Regions from separate parts of the Homo sapiens genome. Here region 1 is linked to region 2. The links are chromatin loops, found by intact Hi-C in ENCODE. Cell type or tissue: dorsolateral prefrontal cortex. All regions are shown on one strand. Links, peaks and the distances in the headings refer to the core of each region. The heading gives the core; the rest is flanking DNA.

Evidence for each region. A loop is a pair of places that touch in the nucleus more often than their neighbours do. Peaks named below come from ENCODE experiments on the same cell type or tissue, not always from the same donor. Only the 100,000 strongest peaks of a DNase experiment are listed, where the experiment ranks them.
Region 1: a loop joins it to region 2, with 3 times the contacts of the local background. A loop is called at or near these places in 4 of 110 quality-filtered maps.

What each region holds. Positions count from the first base shown.
Region 1 is chr2:1,222,960-1,233,091 of GRCh38, forward strand. The region is part of intron 9 of SNTG2 (syntrophin gamma 2); the gene reads left to right. Among named protein-coding and RNA genes, the nearest start is that of TPO, 190 kb to the right of the region's middle. In dorsolateral prefrontal cortex, for the core only: no CTCF peak of the experiment used is centred there; a DNase peak (open chromatin) is centred at 4,502.
Region 2 is chr2:1,543,042-1,553,173 of GRCh38, forward strand. It overlaps TPO (thyroid peroxidase), which reads left to right. Exons shown (of 17, transcript NM_001206744.2): 17 at 1-632. LALTOP (lung cancer associated lncRNA targeting TOP2A) reads right to left here. Exons shown (of 7, transcript NR_198949.1): 5 at 3,503-3,894. LOC102723730 (a long non-coding RNA gene) reads left to right here and starts at 8,889. Exons shown (of 3, transcript NR_168373.1): 1 at 8,889-9,513; 2 at 9,697-9,816. RefSeq lists a silencer at 7,769-7,878. In dorsolateral prefrontal cortex, for the core only: a CTCF peak has its summit at 3,138 (motif pointing left); a DNase peak (open chromatin) is centred at 3,160.

The DNA of each region.
Region 1 (10,132 bases), core at 1,710-6,709, 320 kb before region 2:
GGATCGCTGTAGAGGAAAGTGGTGCAGTGATGGAGGGCGTCTCCCTGTCCTGCCTGCTGCTGGAGGTGCTGGATCGCTGTAGAGGAAAGTGGTGCAGTGATGGAGGGCGTCTCCCTGTCCTGCCTGCTGCTGGAGGTGCTGGATCGCTGTAGAGGAAAGCGGTGCAGTGATGGAGGGCGTCTCCCTGTCCTGCCTGCTGCTGGAGGTGCTGGATCGCTGTAGAGGAAAGTGGTGCAGTGATGGAGGGCGTCTCCCTGTCCTGCCTGCTGCTGGAGGTGCTGGATCGCTGTAGAGGAAAGTGGTGCAGTGATGGAGTGCGTCTCCCTGTCCTGCCTGCTGCTGGAGGTGCTGGATCGCTGTAGAGGAAGGCGGCGCAGTGATGGAGGGCGTCTCCCTGTCCTGCCGTGGAGGTGCTGAATCGCTGTAGAGGAAAGCAGCGCAGTGATGGAGGGCGTCTCCCTGTCCTGCCTGCAGCCCGGGCACTGATCTTGTGTCTCTGCCAACTGCGTCGGATTCCTCAGTGCATCCTGGGATCCCTGTGCTCCTAGCCCCACAACCACAGCTGTGGCCAGAGTCATTTTACCATGAACCCCTCACCTCAATTTCCTGGCACCCTCCCCATTACAACTAAACATGAACCAAAGTCACTGAGTTTTCCTGATGCTGAAAGGGGAGAACTATCAGTGACATCATTCGTATTGGGCCAAATTAATCCCCAAAGAGGGAGGAGCCAGGCGTGTCTGGTGGAAAGAGTGGATGGAGAAGGTTTTAAAGGCACGAGACCTTCAGGGTGTACATGACCTCAGCACACTAACCTGGCTCTGAAGACCTCGTTTTAGTCAGTGTGGGCTGCCATAGCCCAGTTCCACAGATGGGTGACCTTAGTTCCACAGATGGGTGGCCTTACGCAGCACACAGATGGGTGGCCTTATGCAGCAGACATGCGTCCCTCGAGCTCTGGAGGCCGTAGCCCAATTCCACAGATGGGTGGCCTTATGCAGCAGGCATGCGTCCCTCGAGCTCTGAAGGCTGCAAGTGCAGGGTCAGGTGGTCAGTCTGGTGAGGGCCTGTCCTGCATTGCAGATGGCACCTTCTCTCTGTGTCTCCCTGTGGAGGAAGGGGTGAGGGTCTCCCTGCGGCCTCTTCTGTAAGGGCACAGACCCCGTCAGGCTGCACCCTCAGGACCTCATCACCTCTCAAAGGCCCCACCTTCCAACACGACTGCCTCGGGGGCTAGGATTTCAACACTGAACGTTTGGGGAGCCACGTTCAATCCACTGGGAATTTGACCCCAGACTTGGGGATGGGAGTTGCTAGGGACACTCCACTTTTAGGAATTAGGCCAAACTTTTCCATTACTATGGAAGTCACACTCTTCAAAAACTGGATTTAATTTCATTTTTTCTTCTATCTGTGCCTCTGCCTGGAGCACAGTCCTGGGGATGCCACCTGACCCTTGACCTTTGACCTGGCTTCCCAGCCTCCTCATCCCCCTCTCGCCTCCTCTGCTGCATGGCCACCCCTCCTGTTACCTGCTCTGTGCTTACCTCAGAGACCAAATCTCCCCATGCTCTGCCTCCCAGGCCCCTCACCTGGAGTGTCCCAAGGCCTCTCTGATGCCGCGTGCCCAGCGTGGGAGGAGGAGGTACAGACAGAACCCTCGGCGGCATCTGCAGAATGCATTCCATGTTCCCCTCACCTCATTCTCAGTCTTATCTGGAAACGCAAAACTATCCTCCTGGCTGAATGGTTTCCTGTTGTAGAGATTTTTATGTTTACCTGGACTGGGTCCAGTCTGCAGGCCTTGCCTGGGTGTTCTGAATCGGGGCTCGCCTCACTCTATGGCTCATTTCAGACGCAGCGTTTCCATCCCAGGAGAAAGAATGGAAGCCGTGATAACTCAGGTCACAAGAGTGGTTACGTTCCTGGAGTTCACGGAACCCCTCCAGCAGGTGCAGTTGTGTTTAACACCTAAACAAATATATAGGAAAAATGCAGTGTTAGGCAGGAAAACATTGAGCTGTGTAAGCAGTGGCCATTCACGTGGCTTTAATGTACAGAAGAGGCTCTTTGTTAGTTAAGAACTGAGGTTGTGAATCGGAGACTGAGTTCTTTATAAAGCTCACTTGTGTATGTGTGTCCCTGCCTTAACCACTTCTGGCCTTATGAGTCACCTTGGGAAAATTGGTGAATCTACATCCTCCTTGATTTCTTCATCTTTAACATTATAACAACAGGACTTTCTTCATAGGATGATTGTGAGGGCTAAAACCACTGCAGCATATAAAGTAATTTACACGGTGTTTATTACAAGGTGTGCAAGAATATGTGCCAGCTGGTTCTTTTTATCCTCGTTTTAAATGCAGTTGTTAGTAATCTATGTGTTATCCGTCCTCATTTCTCCCAAAAGTATTAAATATTTAAAGACGTATGCAGGAGTATGAAAAGAATCAGGATGCTTTTGTGAAAGGAGCCTAAGAATTCTTTGCACATCGTTGACCGGTCGTAAAGTAAGCCGCAGAAAAGCAGTGCCAGGAGGTGGAATTGCGCATCCTTGTGTCCGGTCCTCTCTTGAGAGTCGGCTTTTACTGCTTTTGTGGTTCTGTAAAGTCCGTAGCTTACGGTTGGCAGGAAACATTGACGGGCGGCTCTTTGAGCCAGCGCTTCTGTCATTCCTGTGCACACTCAGTCCTGTGACCTCCCAGTGTGGGACAAAGCTCCACTCACGTCTGCATTTTGGGGTGGAATTTAAGCACCGTCTGGACTAAGAAATCATTGCAGAGACGTTCGTTCCCAGGGATCTGAATGAAGTAGAAAAGTGCAGATGCTCAGGGATGATTCGTCCTGCTCTTGAGTGACACCAGGTCTTTCTCATCTTTGACTCAGGAGGTGCAGCCCACGGTGTGTGCAGCTTAGCACACCTGGGCAGGGCACAATCTGAGGGCACACGGAGGCCCATTAACACCAGCCGTGTATTCAGTGATCAGATTTTATGTGGGAAACATTTCTTGACCACCATTTAATACCATTCACTACACTGGAAAAAAGAAAAAAAAAAACCTTGCTGTGGATTATGTGATTAAATGATAACTTTCAAAAACATATTAAAACTTTCAAAAATGCATTAAAGTTGGAATGTAAGGCATTCTATTGACCAATACCAAATTCTACTGGTTTATAACCATTGATTTTGATTCCATGGGCTTTGAGATAGCCTGTTAGGTTATTGTCAATTTAGAGGAAACCTACATGGTTATGTCATTAGAAAGGTGGATTTGGATTTTAAAATGAAGGTTGATCCCTGGAAGAGGACCTGGAGGACTGTTGAACACAATGTGTGTTTCTCAAAAACGGGATGATTGCTCAGAATGTTCTCCATGTACATGGCGCCCATTCTGCCAGTCACCCAGCTTCATAGAGGTTAAATCGGAAGCATAGGCAGCAGTGGGTGGGGCCGTGCCACGCTCCATCCCCAGCACCAACTGGGAATACAGGCGGCATTTCCGTTGGAATCACCCCATCAGTATGGAAAGACACAGGAAACCAAAGCTCTGCTAAATGGAGGTGCAAGGCCTCGAGGCCATGACAGTGACCTCCTGGACACGGAAGCCTGTGATACACCAAGGCTCACACCGAGAGAAACGTGGGACCCAGCTTGTGAAGGACACTCTTCGACTGAACTGAGAGAAAAGGTGGAGACCAAGCCAGGCTTCTTATCTTAATTTTCTTCAGCTATAGGTAAAACCGCAAGTCTCTTATGCAAAATAGTTATAGAAAACTAAATTTTGAGAGATTAGGACTTAGTCCCAGTAAATTTAGCCTGTAAGAATCTTTTAGACTGTTTTATTTTTATAGACAATAAATCTATCTCTGTTTCAAATTGATTGTATTTTGAATTTTTAACAGTAACTTCACTCATTATGTAAAGTGAACTCTTAAAATGTGTTTGTTTTTTCAAACATGAGGAATTTGAGCCCATAATCAAGCCCATTAGACACACTTCACAGCACCTGTAACAGGCAGCTGCCTTGCTTCCCTGGACAGAAAGCAGGTGCCCTGCGTGCTGTCTGCCCTAAGGGAGAGGTGCGATGTATAAGTGTCCTTGTACATTCAGCACCACCCCAACTGTGTATTTTAAATCAGTGTTTACATTTTTATAGAGTTATTTTATCATCACTGAAAGAGGTTCTGCGGTGTTTTCTCCTAAGTTAATTCTGCATTTGCCCTTAACAACAAAACCAAACCAAACATACAAAATCTCTTCCAGTGATGATGAAATAGCTCTTGAACAGAAGCAAACAAAACATGCATTTATTTCCAAGCAGGAATTGAGCACCTACTGTGTGCACTTTCCAGGGTAGGAAGGATTCCTATAGGACTAACAGCCTGTCCAGCTGATGGCTGCTATGCCGAGGCCACGGATGGGTGGAGGACAGTCGGCCCCTGGCTGGTGTCCAGCGTCTGCTGCTGCAGGTGGGTGTTCGCTCCGGAAGTGGAGGAGCCGCCCATGTGACTCTAATCAACAGCATTGTTGGTGTGGGAGGGAGAGTCACGGCAGACAGCCTTTGAGCTCGTCCGCTCCGCCACGAATCCGTTTCCCCACGGTATCCACCCTGGAGTCCTGCAGCTTCCACACAAGCTCCTCAGGCCTGTTGGAGTGTGGGCCTGTGCAGCCGCAGCTGGGGAAGCTGAGCTTGGGTCTCCACCAAAGTTAGGGCTTGAAGGTAGCACTGGCCTGTTGCGGTCAGCCTTGGTGTCTGTCCTCTGGTGGAATTAATCATTTCCTCTGAGACATGATTATGTTTTACAGTCAACTTGTATAAAATATAAACAAGTTCCCTGGTGATTCTTCTGCTCATACTGGTGCCGCTATTAAAGTTCTGCTGGGTGTAAGCGAGGGCACTTTGCTGCATTCTGTGGCACCAAACACCGCTCTGCTGGGCAGGTCGGACTCCATTCTAAAAATGAGGAAGAGAGCCTGAGAGGCTGGCAGCCTCCCGCCTCGTGCAGGGGATGAAGCCTCCCGCCTCGTGCTGGGGATGAGACAGCACCTGCAGTGTCCAGGCCTTTCTGCGACTCAAGGCTGGGGTCTGAGTGTCTGAGTGCTGCACTGTGTGGACTGAGTGCTGTACCATGTCTCAGATCTCAGCTAGTGCTTCTGTCATTCCCGTGCACACTCAGCCCTGTGACCTCCCAGCGTGGGATGAAGCTCCACTCACGTCTGCACTTTCGAGCTGGCGGGGGGCCCTCGTGGTCATGGACTGTGAATTACCCATGTTCACATGTGTGCTTAAAATGTGGCTTTGACATTTACAAAATATGGTTCTCTTAGGATCAGAGAACATGGACTGCAAGGCCGGCTCTGGCCCTGATCCATCTGGTTTCTGGCTGTGGTTCCCTGCTGGGGGGAGGAGCGCCTCTCTCTCACCCAGGCCCCGTTCAGCACAGCTGTCCAGCCCCTGGGAGACCCTCAACTTCCACTGCCATGGTCCATGCCTGCACACCCAGGCTCTTGCCCACCTTGGAGGGCCTGCTCTGGGCTTCCTTTTATCAACAGATCTCAACATTTTCTCACGTTACTTAGAAATTACTGCTGTGTCCCGGGCCCTGAGCCACTTGGTTTTAGGAAGCTGTGGACTAAAGGGACAGGAGCCGACTTTGGTGTTGGGTAAAAGCGCGGCCACGGCTTCTGTTGCTCCGTTCGTTGTCAGGTGTGCAGCCTCCACCCATGTTCCATTTGATAGTCCAGATAATTTTCACTCTGGATTCATGCAGGCTACTGTGTCCAGAATTGGTGGGTTCTTGGTCTCACTGACTTCAAGAACGAAGCCGCGGACCCTCGCGGTGAGTGTTACAGCTCTTAGGGCAGCGCGTCTGGAGTTTGTTCCTTCTGATGTTTGGATGTGTTCAGAGTTTCTTCCTTCTGGTGGGTTCGTGGTCTCGCTGGCTCAGGAGTGAAGCTGCAGACCTTCGCGGTGAGTGTTACAGCTCTTAAGGCGGTGCGTCTGGAGTTGTTTGTTCCTCCTGGTGGGCTCGTGGTCTCTCTGGCTTCAGGAGTGAAGCTGCAGACCTCTGTGATGAGTGTTACAGCTCATAAAAGCAGCGTGGACCCAAAGAGTGAGCAGTAGCAGGATTTATTGCAAAGAGCAAAAGAACAAAGCTTCCACAGTGTGGAAGGGGACCGGAGCGGGTTGCCACTGCTGGCTTGGGCAGCCTGCTTTTATTCTCTTATCTGGTCCCACCCACATCCTGCTGATTGGTAGAGCCTAGTGGTCTGTTTTGACAGGGTGCTGATTGGTGCGTTTACAATCCCTGAGCTAGATACAAAGGTTCTCCACGTTCCCATCAGGTTAGATAGAGTATTGACACAAAAGTTCTCCAAGGCCCCACTAGAGTAGCTAGATACAGAGTGTCCATTGGTGCATTCACAAACCCTGAGCTAGATACAGGGTGCTGATTGGCGTGTTTACAAACCTTGAGCTAGATACAGAGTGCCGATTGGTGTATTTACAATCCCTGAGCTAGACATAAAGGTTCTCCAAGTCCCCACCAGACTCAGGAGCCCAGCTGGCTTCACCCAGTGGATCCGGCACCGGGGCTGCAGGTGGAGCTGCCTGCCAGTCCCGCGCCGTGCGCTCGCATTCCTCAGCCCTTGGGTGGTCGATGGAACTGGGCGCTGTGGAGCAGGGGGCGGTGTTCATTGGGGAGGCTCGGGCCGCACAGGAGCCAATGGAGGGGGTGGGAGGCTCAGGCGTGGCGGGCTGCAGGTCCTAAGTCCTGCCCCGCCGGAAGGCAGCCAAGGCCCAGTGAGAAATTGAGTGCAGCGCCGGTGGGCTGGCACTGCTGGGGGACCCAGTACACCCTCCGCAGCCGCTGGCCCGGGTGCTAAGTCCCTTATTGCCCGAGGCCGGCAGGGCCGGCTGCTCCGAGTGCGGAGCCCGCCAAGCCTACGCCCACCCGGAACTCCAGCTGGCCCGCAAGCGCCGCACGCAGCCCCCGTTCCCGCTCGTGCCTCTCCCTCCACACCTCCCTGCAAGCTGAGGGAGTGGACTCCAGCCTTGGCCAGCCCAGAGAGGGGCTCCCACAGTGCAGCGGTGGGCTGAAGGGCTCCTCAAGTGCTGCCAAGGTGGGAGCCCAGGCAGAGGAGGCGCCGAGAGCGAGCGAGGGCTGTGAGTACTGCCAGCACGCTGTCACCTCTCACTACCAGGATACAGCATTGTTTTAATGATGAAGTTTTATTCTTTGAAATGGAAAAAGGAAACAAAGATCAGTGAGCAAACTTAGGCATGCTGTTGTGTTATGATGACCTGCCTGGTATATCAGACACAATTTTATAAACAGATGGCGCGGGCAGCCAGGATCAGAGGGACGGGCACTGGAAACTTGGATGTCTGGGGGCCGGGACTCAGGAGCAGTTTACAGAGAAGAAAAGGCCGATGCTGAAGCCGAGAAGATTTCGGGACAGTTCTGTGAGTGATGCCTTCACCTGGATGAAAAGCGAAGTCCCATTGTGATCACAGATCACCCTCTGTCCTGCCTGCTGCTGGGGGTGCCCACCTGGGTGGTCGAGGCCAATTGGTTGGTCTCGTTTGATCTCAGATAACCAAGAAGAAGCACTGAGCCCCTGGATGCTGGTTGTGCATCCCTGGAGTAAACGCAGATAACCATTCCACCTTGTGGGCAGCGCAGTGCCCAGATCCATGGGTCCCACCTTACGGATAGCACAGTGCCCTGGTCGACAGCGTGGGGCGCCAGACATTCCCAAGCCTAGGCCCGGGCCCCACACTCAGCAGCTCTTCAGCCCGGCCAGTGGCACAAGCCCCCGCTACCTACTGTCCTGTACCCTGTGCAGTTGAAATGACAGTGCCTCTTCCATAGGGTCACTGCAGGGGTGAAATAGATCTGAAACATAAGTTACTTAGGATAATGACAGTGCCTCTTCCGTAGGGTCACTGCGAGGGTGAAATAGATCCGAAACGTAAGTTACTTAGGATAATGACAGTGCCTCTTCCATAGGATCACTGCGAGAGGGAAATAGATCCGAAAGGTGAATTACTTAGGATAATGACAGTGCCTCTTCCATAGGGTCACTGCGAGGGTGAAATAGATCCGAAAGGTGAATTACTTAGGATAATGACAGTGCCTCTTCCATAGGGTCACTGCGAGGGTGAAATAGATCCGAAAGGTGACCTACTTAGGATAATGACAGTGCCTCTTCCATAGGGTCACTGCGAGGGTGAAATAGATCTGAAAGGTGACCTACTTAGGATAATGACAGTGCCTCTTCCATAGGGTAACTGCGGGGGTGAAATAGATCCAAAAGGTGAATTACTTAGGATAATGACAATGCCTCTTCCATAGGGTCACTGCGGGGGTGAAATAGATCCGAAACGTGAATTACTTAGGATAGAGCCTGGCACAAAGCCAGCTCGTAATGAGTGATGGCCTTTATTTAGTTCTCTGTTGTTGTTACAGCTACTGCTGCCACTATCATATATGACCAGTTCTTATAATCAGGTGACATGCCCCGCAGTGTGGGTATGAAAGGAAGCACAAGCCATTCAATGCAGCACTGTGCCCTCGCTCCAGATGGTCCCCAGTGGAGAGGAAAATGATCATGAGGATGTGCTAAATGTGCATATGCCAGCCATGAGCTCCTCCCTTCACCTCCCTCCTCTGTTTCCTTCTTACAGCCCAGTGGTGTGAGCCCATTGTCAGATGAGGGAACCCCACAGCGTGGCTGAGATAGGGTGGAGTCAGTCCTACCAGCAGGCAGCAGGCAGAGGGGAGTGTAGACACCACCTTCCCGTGACAAACCCAGGTGCTGGAATCCTGCTGGGTCTTCTCAAACATTTACTCACAAAGCAAACACTCACGTGTGCCTACTGAGTGCCAGGGCTGTTAGTGCTGGCCGTGGTGGAATGAACAAATGCAGGACGCCCTCTGTGCTGAGGCCCTCAGCAAACACACAGGCTCGTGATGGCTCCACGGCAAGATGCATGGACGTGCACAGCATTCCTGAAGGCTGCTTCCTGTTCTTCCCATCCATAGGGAGGCCTTCAGGGAGTCCCTGGACATCGTGCTCCAGTGCCCCACTCACTGGCCTCAGCATGGCCTGCACGGATGGGGCCTCCTGCCTCTCCTGCTTCTGCAGCACTGCCCGGGGAAGTGAGGGGCTCAGAAGACCCAAACCCTGTTCTCATGAACCAATGGGAAGTGACAGAGAAGGGTGAGGAGGTGCCCTGTGAGACACCACAGGGGAGAAATTCTCTTTCTTGGACCTATTGAACTTTTCTTTGTCTCGAGTGAACACTTTATTTGTGGCCTGAATTTCTGGTAAAAATGACTTTTTTTTTTCCCCTGAGACGGAGACTTAGTTGCCCAGGCCAGAGTGCAGTGATATGATCTCGGCTCACTGCAACCTCCGCCTCCCAGGTTCAAGGGATTCTCCTGCCTCAGCCTCCCAAGCAGCTGGGACTACAGGCCCGCCACCATGCCTGGCTATGTTTTGTATTTTTAGTAGAGACGGGGTTTCACCATGTTGGTCAGGCTGGTCTTGAACTCCTGACCTCAGGTGATCTGCTGGCCTCAGCCTCTCAAAGTGCTGGGATTACAGGCATGAGCCACCATGCCCAGCCCACCATGACTTTTTAATGAACAAGTTACTACATAGTTCCTGAACTTAAATTAGCCCTCTTTATTAATATTTAATATGGACTATTTAGAAATGCCACTGCATGACAGGGAAGTAGAAAAAATATATTTTTCTAAATTGTACTAAAAAATAATATACTACAGAGACAGTTTTAAAATAAAATATGTGAACGAAATTTCAAGATTTTTCAAATTCTGAAACATACACGTTCTGTTTTTGTCTCGAGTACTCGTAATTTTCAGTCATGAGCTAAAATACACACACATGCACACACACACACATGCACACTCTCCTTATTTTCCAAAGCATGAAGGCTTAAAGTAAACAGGCATGTGTGCAATGCACACCTTTCCTCTCTGTTACCACAGGCACAGAGGGAGGTGGTGGCCAGAGCCGACAGGGAGTGACAGGCTGTGGTTGTAATGAAGGCCACCAGCCATCATTTATGGATGAAAGCTTCCTTGGTTAAATTTTGTA
Region 2 (10,132 bases), core at 536-5,535:
GAGCCTCAGACCCCAGGCTTCTGCCTCCAGCAGCCGCCCTGCCGCACACTGCTCTTACTCCTCCTTATACCCTCACTCACGGGGAACACAGCCCAGTGATCCCGGAGGAAACTCACTCCCTCCCTGACTCAACAAGGCAGTCTCGGGGGCACCGTTAGCCACGCGACCCTGTAAAGCTGCCGTCCTCATTTCACATGTGAAGCAGCTGAATTCCAGAGTGCTGGGTCCCAGCCCAGGCAGCCCTCAGCCTCACGCAAGGCAATAGTTAGGAGTCCTTCGGCATTGAAAGCAAACTCAGACACATCTGACCTGGAGTTCTACCTGCACTAAGAGAAGAGAGTGGTAACTAATTCATGGATAAAACAGACCATCGAGGCAGCACTGAATGATCTCACCCACGAATGACAACAGTGGCACAGGAGGGCTATGAACATTTTGCTTCAGGATGTTTTATTTCGCTCTACTGTTATGTAGAGAAAGCATGGTTTGCTTTTTATAACTTTTGTGACCCAAAAATACCAGACTGTTGTTTTCCCTAGGTGCCAGGCCATCCTGTTCTGTGTGTTCCCAAACTCTTAGTTTTGTTCATGTAAAACTCATGATTTCATAATTAAAACAATATTAAAATAAAACTCATGAATGATTTCATAATTAAAACAATATTAAAAATATCCTGGCAAATTTCACAAATTGCCCTTATCACACCGGTAAGCAGCCCGTTCTCACACTGCCATAAAGAACCACTGAGACTGGGTCATTTAGAAAGAAAAGAGTTTTAACTGGCTCTGGGTTGCGCAGGTGGTGCAGGACGCATGGTGCTGCCATCTGCTCGGCTTCTGGGGAGGCCTCTGGAAACACAGTCATGGTGGAAGGGGCAGGGTAGGAGGCCCATCACAGGCTGGGAGCCAGGAGCCGGGAGGCAGAGGGGCAGCCACACATGGAGACCACCAGATGGCAGGGGACTCACTGCACAGGACCAAGAGGGGTGGTGCTGGACCCTTCCTGAGAACCCACCCTGTGATCCCACCGCCTCCCAACAGGCCCCTCCTCCAACACTGGGAGTGACAATTCCACATGAGACTGGGTGGGACACAGACCAAACCATATCAACACCCAGGGAAGGGACAGGACCCAGCTTCTGCAGAGGAGCTGCTGAGAGTTCCCATCAGCAGGTGAGGAGAGACGCAGGGAATCGCAGCAACGCACAACACATCAGCACCCGCTCTGGGCAGTGAAGGGAGGTGGCCGCCCAACCTCAGGATCATTTCCACGAAGGGAACACAGGCCTCCTACTTCCAGCTGCTGCCCTGCCATGCACTGGAACACACTGACTGGGGAGCGGTCTTCCCTTCCACCTCGGAGCCTCTTGCTGACACCAAAACAAGGAACCCTGGCTTGATGCGGTGCCTGCATGACCTCTGCCCTCTGGGATTAGCCAGAAGGAGTAGTGCCATATAGTGATGGTTAACACCAGGCCTCAACCTGGCTGGCTGGAGGGAGGCCCAGCTGGCCGGTGAGATCTTGTCTCAGCCTCAGCTAGATGGATGGATAAGAGGATGAGCTGTTTTGGAGGAGACTGGGCTGTGAGTCAGCAGACTGAGGGGGAAGACCTGCCTGAATGCAGGGTAGGCACCATCCAATCCCGGATAGAACTAAAAGGTAGCTGTGTCTGTCTCCTAGAGCTGGGACACCCTTCTTCTCCTGCCCTTGGACATCAGCACTCTAGCCTCTTGGCCTTCAGACTCTGGGCTTGCACTAGCACTCCCTGCCCTGGGCTCTCAGGCCTTCAGCCTTGGACTGAGTCATGCCATTGTCTTCCCTGGCTCTGAGGCCTTGCAACTCGGGTCCTGAGTCACATGACCGGCATCCCAGAGTGTCCAGCTCTAAGACAGCCTGTCCTGGGACTTCTCACCTCCACCATCACATGAGCCAGTGCTCCTATTGAATATCCTCTTTCCATCCACCTAGTTAGCTATCTGTTTGTCTATCTATCTATCTATCTATCTATCTACTCTAAGACAGGCTGTCCTGGGACTTCTCACCTCCACCATCACATGAGCCCATTCTCCTACTGAATATCCTCTTTCCATCCATCTAGCTAGCTATCTGTTTATCTATTATTATCTATCTATCTATCACCTGTCTATCTATATAGCTACCTACCTATGTAGCCTATTGGTTCTGTCTCACTGCAGAGCCCTGACTATAGTGATACACATATTTTAAGAGTCCCTGGATGATTACACACTGATGGCTCACAACCTTGACAATCCCCGATGATGGGATCAGCCTTAATTCGTCTGCAGCATCTTCACAGTGCTACAATCCTGACACTCCTTGGGGTCAAAGAGTTTTAGAGTATTAGTTACTTAATGGGTATAATGATCTTGGTTGATATGCTGCCAGGATTTGTAACAATTTTGCCAAATCTCAATCGATTTAAAGATCTAACTGAGAAGATTGTGCCTGGCTAAGTATCCAGGGAGTTGGTCAGCTTCCTTCCCAGGTCTTTCTGTGTCTGTCACACCATCCACTCACTTTGATTATTTCTGTTGGGCCACTCACAGGAGAATTTCAGGCAAACTGGCCGCGGCTTTGGCCTCTTACTGGGATAATTGGTACCGTGTTAGCCCTGGAGAACACCCCAAGGTCACTCTGTACAGCCCCTTGATTTTGGAGAGGAAATAGCTGAGTCCCAGGCATTGGAAGTGAATTGCTTAGAGTCACGTAACAAATTTAAGTTCAGGAAGAGATGACAACACACTTCACCATCAGCACTTGGTAAGACTGCCTCACCCCTGCCACGGCGCTAACAGCCCACATCTCTACCAAATTGTGTTTGCTATTTGGGTGGCTGCTGCTTCCATATTAAACATTCTGCTATTCGTGAATGACTCTGGCCAAATTAATGAAAGCCATACAGCCTGCTGGGCTTGTAACACCCATTCCTTATGAATATTACACATGTTGGACCACGTTCACCCAGCAGTCCCCCAGGAGCGGGGGTTCTGAGTGTATGGGGCCCTACAAGTCATAGGTATCTCACTAAGGATGTAATTTCTGAGTGAATTGACCTTTCCTTCGTGAAAAAGAAAGAGGGAAATTGTATCCTAGCAAATGCGGGTTTCCATGAGCAGACACCCCCACCTGCTGGGTGACTTGGGAAACAGCAGAATCACCATTTTTCCTGACCTGCATCTTCCTTCCGCTCAAAGAGCACACGTGTCTGTTTCGTTCCAGGGCGCTGGATACATGCGTTGCACATGGAAACCTTATTATTGTACTTTTTGGGTTTTTCATGCTTATAGTTAAACATCACCACTTTCTCACTCAGCTGTGAATGTCAAGAGCCTTGTGCCCTGTGGGCTTACTGAGCTCTGGAATAAGGGAGAGAACCTCATGACATCCATGTCAGCAATAGCTTTGCAGATGCCTTCGCAAAAGCCACAGACCCCAGACATGCTAAGGACAGGAACTGCTCATTGCTTACGGACTTACTTACCCGAGCATCCACTTAGGGCCGACAGACGGTAAGATTGACGAGAAGGCCAGGAAAGGACAAAGGCTGGAAGGTGCATGTCCTCCGCACCTGCAGGCAGCTGCTGAGTTCAAACAGTGAAGGGCGTCGGGCCCAGAGAGAGCCCAGAGCCTCTGTGAACCTGGAGCTTTCCTAATAAAGTGTGCTCCCTGGGCAGTGAGAGTTTCTACAGAATGCGTGGTGTGGCCTCGGACTCAGGGGTGTGCGTCCTCCCTGTGGACAGATGGATGAAGCGGAAACTCCAGACAGACGGAAGCACGGTCTATGAAGAAAGCCTACCCAGGACACAGCACACGTGGAGATGTCAGCACATGCGGGGTTTGGGAGAGGCTCACGGTCTCTTCGCTCATGACTTCCTGCAACCAAGAATGCAATCTGCAGTTAGGGCACCGGACTGGGGGTCGTGGAGGAACACTATCCCTAGGGTTAGGGGGAGCACTATCCCTGGGAGTCAAGGAGGGAGCACTGTTCTTGGGGTTGGGGGCAGCTCCAGGCCTGGGGAAAGTGGGAGCACGACCCCTGGTGGAGCGGGGAGGGAGCACTTGACCTGGGGCTGGGAGAGACAAGTAGGTCTTGGGTTTGGGGTTCAGACCCTGCAGGTTTCCGTCTCTGCCTGTGTTGGTTTCCCGGGGTTGCGTCATGGACTCCCACACACAGGGTGGCCCCACACAGGGAATGGACACTGTCCCCGTGGCAGAGTCCAGCACTCCCAGGTGGAGGTGTCTGTGGGGCCGCGCTCCCTCTGGAGGCTCTTCGGGGCCCTTCCTTGTCTCTTCCAGGTTCTGGGGGCTCCAGGCAAACCTGACCGGGGCTGCCCCATTCCAATTCCGCTGCCTCCACGTCTCCTTTCCCTCTGTCTGTGGAAAACCCCTCCACTTCCCTTTGGAATGGGCCTGGGTTGTGGCACTCAGGCTCCCCCAGGTGGTCCAGGCAGCTCTCCTGTTCTCCAGACCCTTAATCTTTTCCCTCTAAAGATCCTTTTTCTTTCTCCACGTAAGGTCTCGTTCACAGGTTCCAGGGACTCGGATATCTTTCAGGCAATCAGTTTCCAGCCTTCCACATCGCCATGAACTTTCTGGAATAAAACCTCAAATCCTAACTAACTCTGCATTTGCACAATTTAAATAATCAATATTTACTGTCAAGAAGAGACACCTCTCAAAAACTGAAATCCTGTGATCAGTGAAATAAGTACGTCATGTGAGTATATCGATAAGCATTACACAAAGAAAGACAGAAACACACACTGCACACACACCCAAAACCCCTCACACCACCCACCACACACACACACAGCCACAAATCACTCACACCACCCACCGCACACACACACCCAAAAATCACTCACACCACCCACCACACACACACACCCAAAAATCACTCACACCACCCACCACACACACACACACACACAGCTAAACATCACTCACACCACCCACCACACACACACACACCCCCAAAACCACTCACACCACCCACCATACACACACACCACATACACGTCCCCACAGTCAAAAATCACTCACACTTCCTACCACACACACACCACACCTGCACACACACCACACAGACACACCACATACCACACCTGCACACACAGACATCACACCACCACTCCTGTTTAGGAGTATGGAAGGGCTTTCTTTCACCCGATCAGTGAAGGGGAATCAACCCTTAAGAACTACCGGGCGCGGTGGCTCACGCCTGTAATCCCAGCACTTTGGGAGGCCGAGGCGGGCGGATCACGGGTCAGGAGACCGAGACCATCTTGGCTAACACGGTGAAACCCCGTCTCTACTAAAAAAATATAAAAAAAATTAGCCGGGCGTGCTGGCGGGCACCTGTAGTCTCAGCTACTCAGGAGGCTAAGGCAGGAGAATGGCACGAACCCAGTAGGTGGAGATCGCACCACTGCACTCCAGCGTGGGTGACAGAGTGAGACTCCATCTAAAAAAAAAAAAAAAAAAAAAAAACTCTACCAACAAAAAAATGACACTTCATTGGTCAGTGACAGACTATTTAAGGATAAATATTTTTAGTCAGTGTTTAACTTATGTACATAAAAACTCAATGAAATCATAAGACAGCATTAAATAGCTTGTTTAAAATAAACCGAGGGAACTCGCCTCTTGGGAATCTTTAAAGAAAAATCTTTAAAGAATGAAACAGTGGTCAGAGCCTCTTTGCTTTACCATTAAAAAAAAATGTAATGCACTTTTCATGACTGCCATTTTTGCAGGCAATTTCAGATGCATTTTCTACCTCCCCCATCGGGGTTCAAAACGCAGTACCCCAAATGCAGCACCTTGGTGAATGGCCTGCTTTGAGCTGAGGGAGATCTGGAAGTCAACAGAAGCAAGAAGTCCTCTCTGGCCTTCACCCTTCTTCCCACTACAAAGGCCATAATGGAAACTAGGGCTCTTCTCCCTGAAAGCAAGCCGTAAAACCTGGGAGGGTAGCTCTCTGCCTCCCCGCTTCTCCCGGAAGGTTGAGTGTCTGTGTCCTGCTGGGCACCCAGGGGACGATCCCAGCACAGACCCAGGAAGGATTCTGCCAAGGGGCCTGGCCAGGCTCCCGGCTCACCAGCTCCAGGGCACGCCTTTCTGTCCACTCCCAGAACCCCCTGGTTCCTGCTTCCTTCCTCAGGCTTAGCAGAAGAATTCCGTTTCCCGGGGCCTTGGGTCCTCATGTGTGGCGGAAGGCTTTGGCTAAACACATGTGCCATGCCCTCCTGTCAGTGTGACTTTGGGTGCAGGGGTGTCCACCACGAGCCTTGCAATGGGTAAGGAGAAGGAAACTGTCTCCGGGATGGACTGGCCCCACACCCCTCCCTCCTGCCCTCACCCACCCTTGGTCTCTACAGGAGCGAGTTTCATCCCAGGCTGAGCCCAGTCCCCGGGGCCAGCACCTGTCTGCAGAGTACCTCCAGTCCTCAGTCCTGGTAAGTAACTGGATCCCGGAGCAGCTGCAGCCAGTGGCTGTGCAAGTCTGCCCTTCTGCCTGGCAGCTCTTTTCCTAGAGCAGTGATTCATACTTAACAGGCGCTCCAGGGAGAGCATAAAAGTGACCACCCCAAGGAGAAAAGCAGAGGGGCCAAGCTTTGATGGCTCCCATTGAGAAGTTTCATGAGATAATCCAAGGAGAAAGATGAGTACAGTGCCTGCCAGTAACAGTTACTCAGTGGCTTCTAGGTCCCTCCAGTCACAGTTACTCAGTGGCTTCTAGGTCCCTCTCTCGGAAACCAGACTGACATTCCTGAGGCTGCAGGGCAGGTAAGCCTTGGCCCAGAGGGAGGCAGAGAACAGGCATATGGTGCAGAACAGGCATAGTGCAGAGGTGGATGCACATTTTCCAGATTGGTTCGAATTTTTCAGGACATCCATTTTGTGCTGTGGCCCCACCCCAGCCACGTAAATAGGGACAAGTTCCACCTGCCATAGGACACCGCCCGCCCCCTCTCCAGACACCTGCCTCTTCTCTTCTGCAGCTGACAGCAGGGCTTCTCCTGCTGGGTCTGCAGGCCTCCATCAGGCCCTGGCTTTGGGGGCTCACCCCAGCCCATCTCATGCAGCACTGTTGGTGCAAAGGTGTCCCTGCTCCAGGGCTGGGCTCCTGTAGACCAGCAGAGGCTGACTGAGCTGGACCCGTGGGCTGGGGGACTTTGACCTGGTTCTGTTGAGTCAACTGACCTGCCTGAGGGTACTGCTACTGCTGTCACCCAGAGTGCAATCAATCACAGGCCCTGTGCCCGCATTTCACAGCTAAGGAATGGCAGATCCTGTGCGGGGAGGGAAGGAAGGAAGGGAGAAATGGAGGGAGGGAGGCAGGGAGGAAAGTGTACAGGGAGAGACAGAGCGCAGGGCTGCTGGATGGAGAGACCTGGACCGGGCCAGGCTTGGCCGTGTGAGGAGCGCCTGTCCTTCTAGGGACCTTGGAGATCAGGGAGCAGGCTGCTGACAAACGACTTATTTCTCCTCCCTCTGAACTCCCAAATTCCCAGAAATCTGCCTCGAAAGTGGGGAGAGCAGAGAGGCTGTGAGGTTGGACCGAGGGGGCCCACGGCCTCACCCTCCTTCCCACGTGGGCCACCCCTGGACGCTTCGTTCGCAAGCCTGATATTGTCCTAAGATGTGGTTTGATTTTTAAGGGCGGAGAGATGGGCTCAGCTGCTGGTGGAATCCAGCCCCTCCGTCTTTGCGGGATGTGGGGTCTCTGCCTCCTGCAGTGACAGCACCGGCATGACCCAGCCTGGCTTCCCGCTCCCAAGCGCGGGCACCTGCGGCCGAAGACGCGGCTCCGCAGCGCCACCTAGTGGCCGCCCAGCCTCTCCCCAAAGCGGAGCCTTAGGACGAAGCTCCCTTTCCCCGAGGTCCCTGCAGGTTTCTGTGGAGCCTGGGAGTCTGAATTACTGTCTCCCGGGTGATTCCTAACCCTGGAAACTCGCTGCTGCTCCCTGGGGCTGGTGGTCGTGCCAGTTGCTGCGTCAGAGCAGTTGGGCGCCCACAGGCTGAGGACGCCGGGGCCAGGGTGAGGGTGAGGCTCCACCTCAGGGCTCCAGAGACCGAGTTTTGCACTTGACACTTCCTTAACCTTCGAAAGCCTGATTCCTTCTTATCGCCCTGAGGGCCTGAGGTCCCCTATCTGCATGATGGAGGGGTTGGATACCATGGTCTTGAAGACCTTCCATTCCTAGGGTGACAAGATTCTAACCACATTGCACATGGAACACTTCTCGGTGCAATGACCCCAAACAACATCCCAGCCTGTGCAGTTCCCACTCCCAGAGATCCGAAAGTCGGTGGGTGACGACCCACGTGTGAAAGGGGCTCTAGAGAGCTGCCTACAGTCTCATGTCCCCCCACCCACCGCCCTCCGTGTGCTCAGCACCTGAACGTCTTCACAGAGACAGGGCAGAGTCTGTTTAAAAGGAAGCTCCGACAGTCTCCCTACGAAGAGATGGCCGCCACCTCAGGCACGTGGGATATTTCTGGGGATGGAATTGTCGCAATAATGAGGAAATCCCCTGTGGTTTAATGGGCAGAGTCCCAAAGGTGCTTGACATCCTGACCAGCACAAGGCAGCCCACCTCCTGCAGAAACTGTGAAAAAAAGGCAAGAAAAGTATACCCATAACTAATTTGAGTGGTTGTAATGTACACTGAAACAAAAAAGTCTTTTCAATTTTTTTTTCTTTTTGAGATGGAGTCTCACTCTGTCGCCCAGACTGGAGTACAGTGGCACGATCTCGGCTCACTGCAACCTCTGCCTCCCAGGTTCAAGCTATTCTCCTGCCTCAGCCTCCCTAGTAGCTGGGATTACAGGTGTCTGTCACCATACCAGCTAATTTTTGTATTTTTAGTAAGATGAGGTTTCACCATGTTGGCCAAGCTGGTCTCTAACTCCTGGCCTCAGGTGATCTGCCCACCTCGGCCTCCCAATGTGCTGGGATTACAGGTGTGAGCCACTGCACCTGACCCTTTTCCCGATTTTAATTGCACTAAACTTCCATAGAATGCTGACAGCGCATAAACATGATAATGTGTCTTTGCAATTTTCAAGCTTAAATACTTAGAATCCAAAAATATGATGAAGTGTGGAGTTTATTTGAACACGAAGTTGGAGGATAGTCACATAGGAAACACAGACTCTCAAAATGGAAAGTTAAAGTCTCATTTACATAGTCAGAGGCAGAGGTTTAACAGGTTGCAGCATTTTCCAACAAGATCAAGACATAGGTTATAGCGATTTGACTTGATTGGTCACAGCTCGCTACACTAAGGAAGCTTGTTTTAACATCCCATAAGGAAGGGTAATGGTCTTGAGGCGGTCTCACCTCTGGTACCATTCAGTCTTTCCTAATCATTACAGGACAAGAATGAGGAAGAGATTTGACCCAGAATAAAGAAGCAGAAGGTGCAGCTTCACACCATGCGACGCAGGCCCCACAGCCACGTTCCTCTCAAGGCTCAAAATCAGGTACGGTTCCAACAGCTTTCAGTTTGGATTAATTTCACATCTCCCCTTTTCAACATCAACATGATCCTTTTGAAGAAAGCTTAGTAGCTGAATGCAGATGGTTTGGGAATCTCTGTATGTTTAGGGGCTTAGCCCCAGATACTTAGGAAGGTTCACTCCTAGGACGTTGTCTCCCATGTCTAGGGCCATGTGCCAAGCTGTACAGAACTGACGGGGCATAGGCCGAACCTGGAGCCACATGAAGGAAGTGACGTGGTGACCTTGGTCAGGCTACACAGCTGCATTGTCCGTTAATGGGATTCTGTGAGTGACGATTATTTTAGTATCTTCAGTTGTGAACTGACTCCATTGCACACCAATGCCAGAGCAGGGAAGACAAAACAGGCCAGAACCCAACCAACGATTGATTAACAGCTGCTTCTGCCAAGTTCCCCAAGACCTAAACCAGCTGCTTAACCAACTGTGTGGAGAGGTTTTGGATCTGAAAGTTTTGTTATTGGGTTTTCATATCGGTAATTAATTTAGGGACATTATCTGATTCATCTGGGTTAGGGACATGACGTTCAGTCTTTGTGATGGTGCAGGTTCCCTCTGGGGCTGCAGTGAGTCTGTCTAAGGC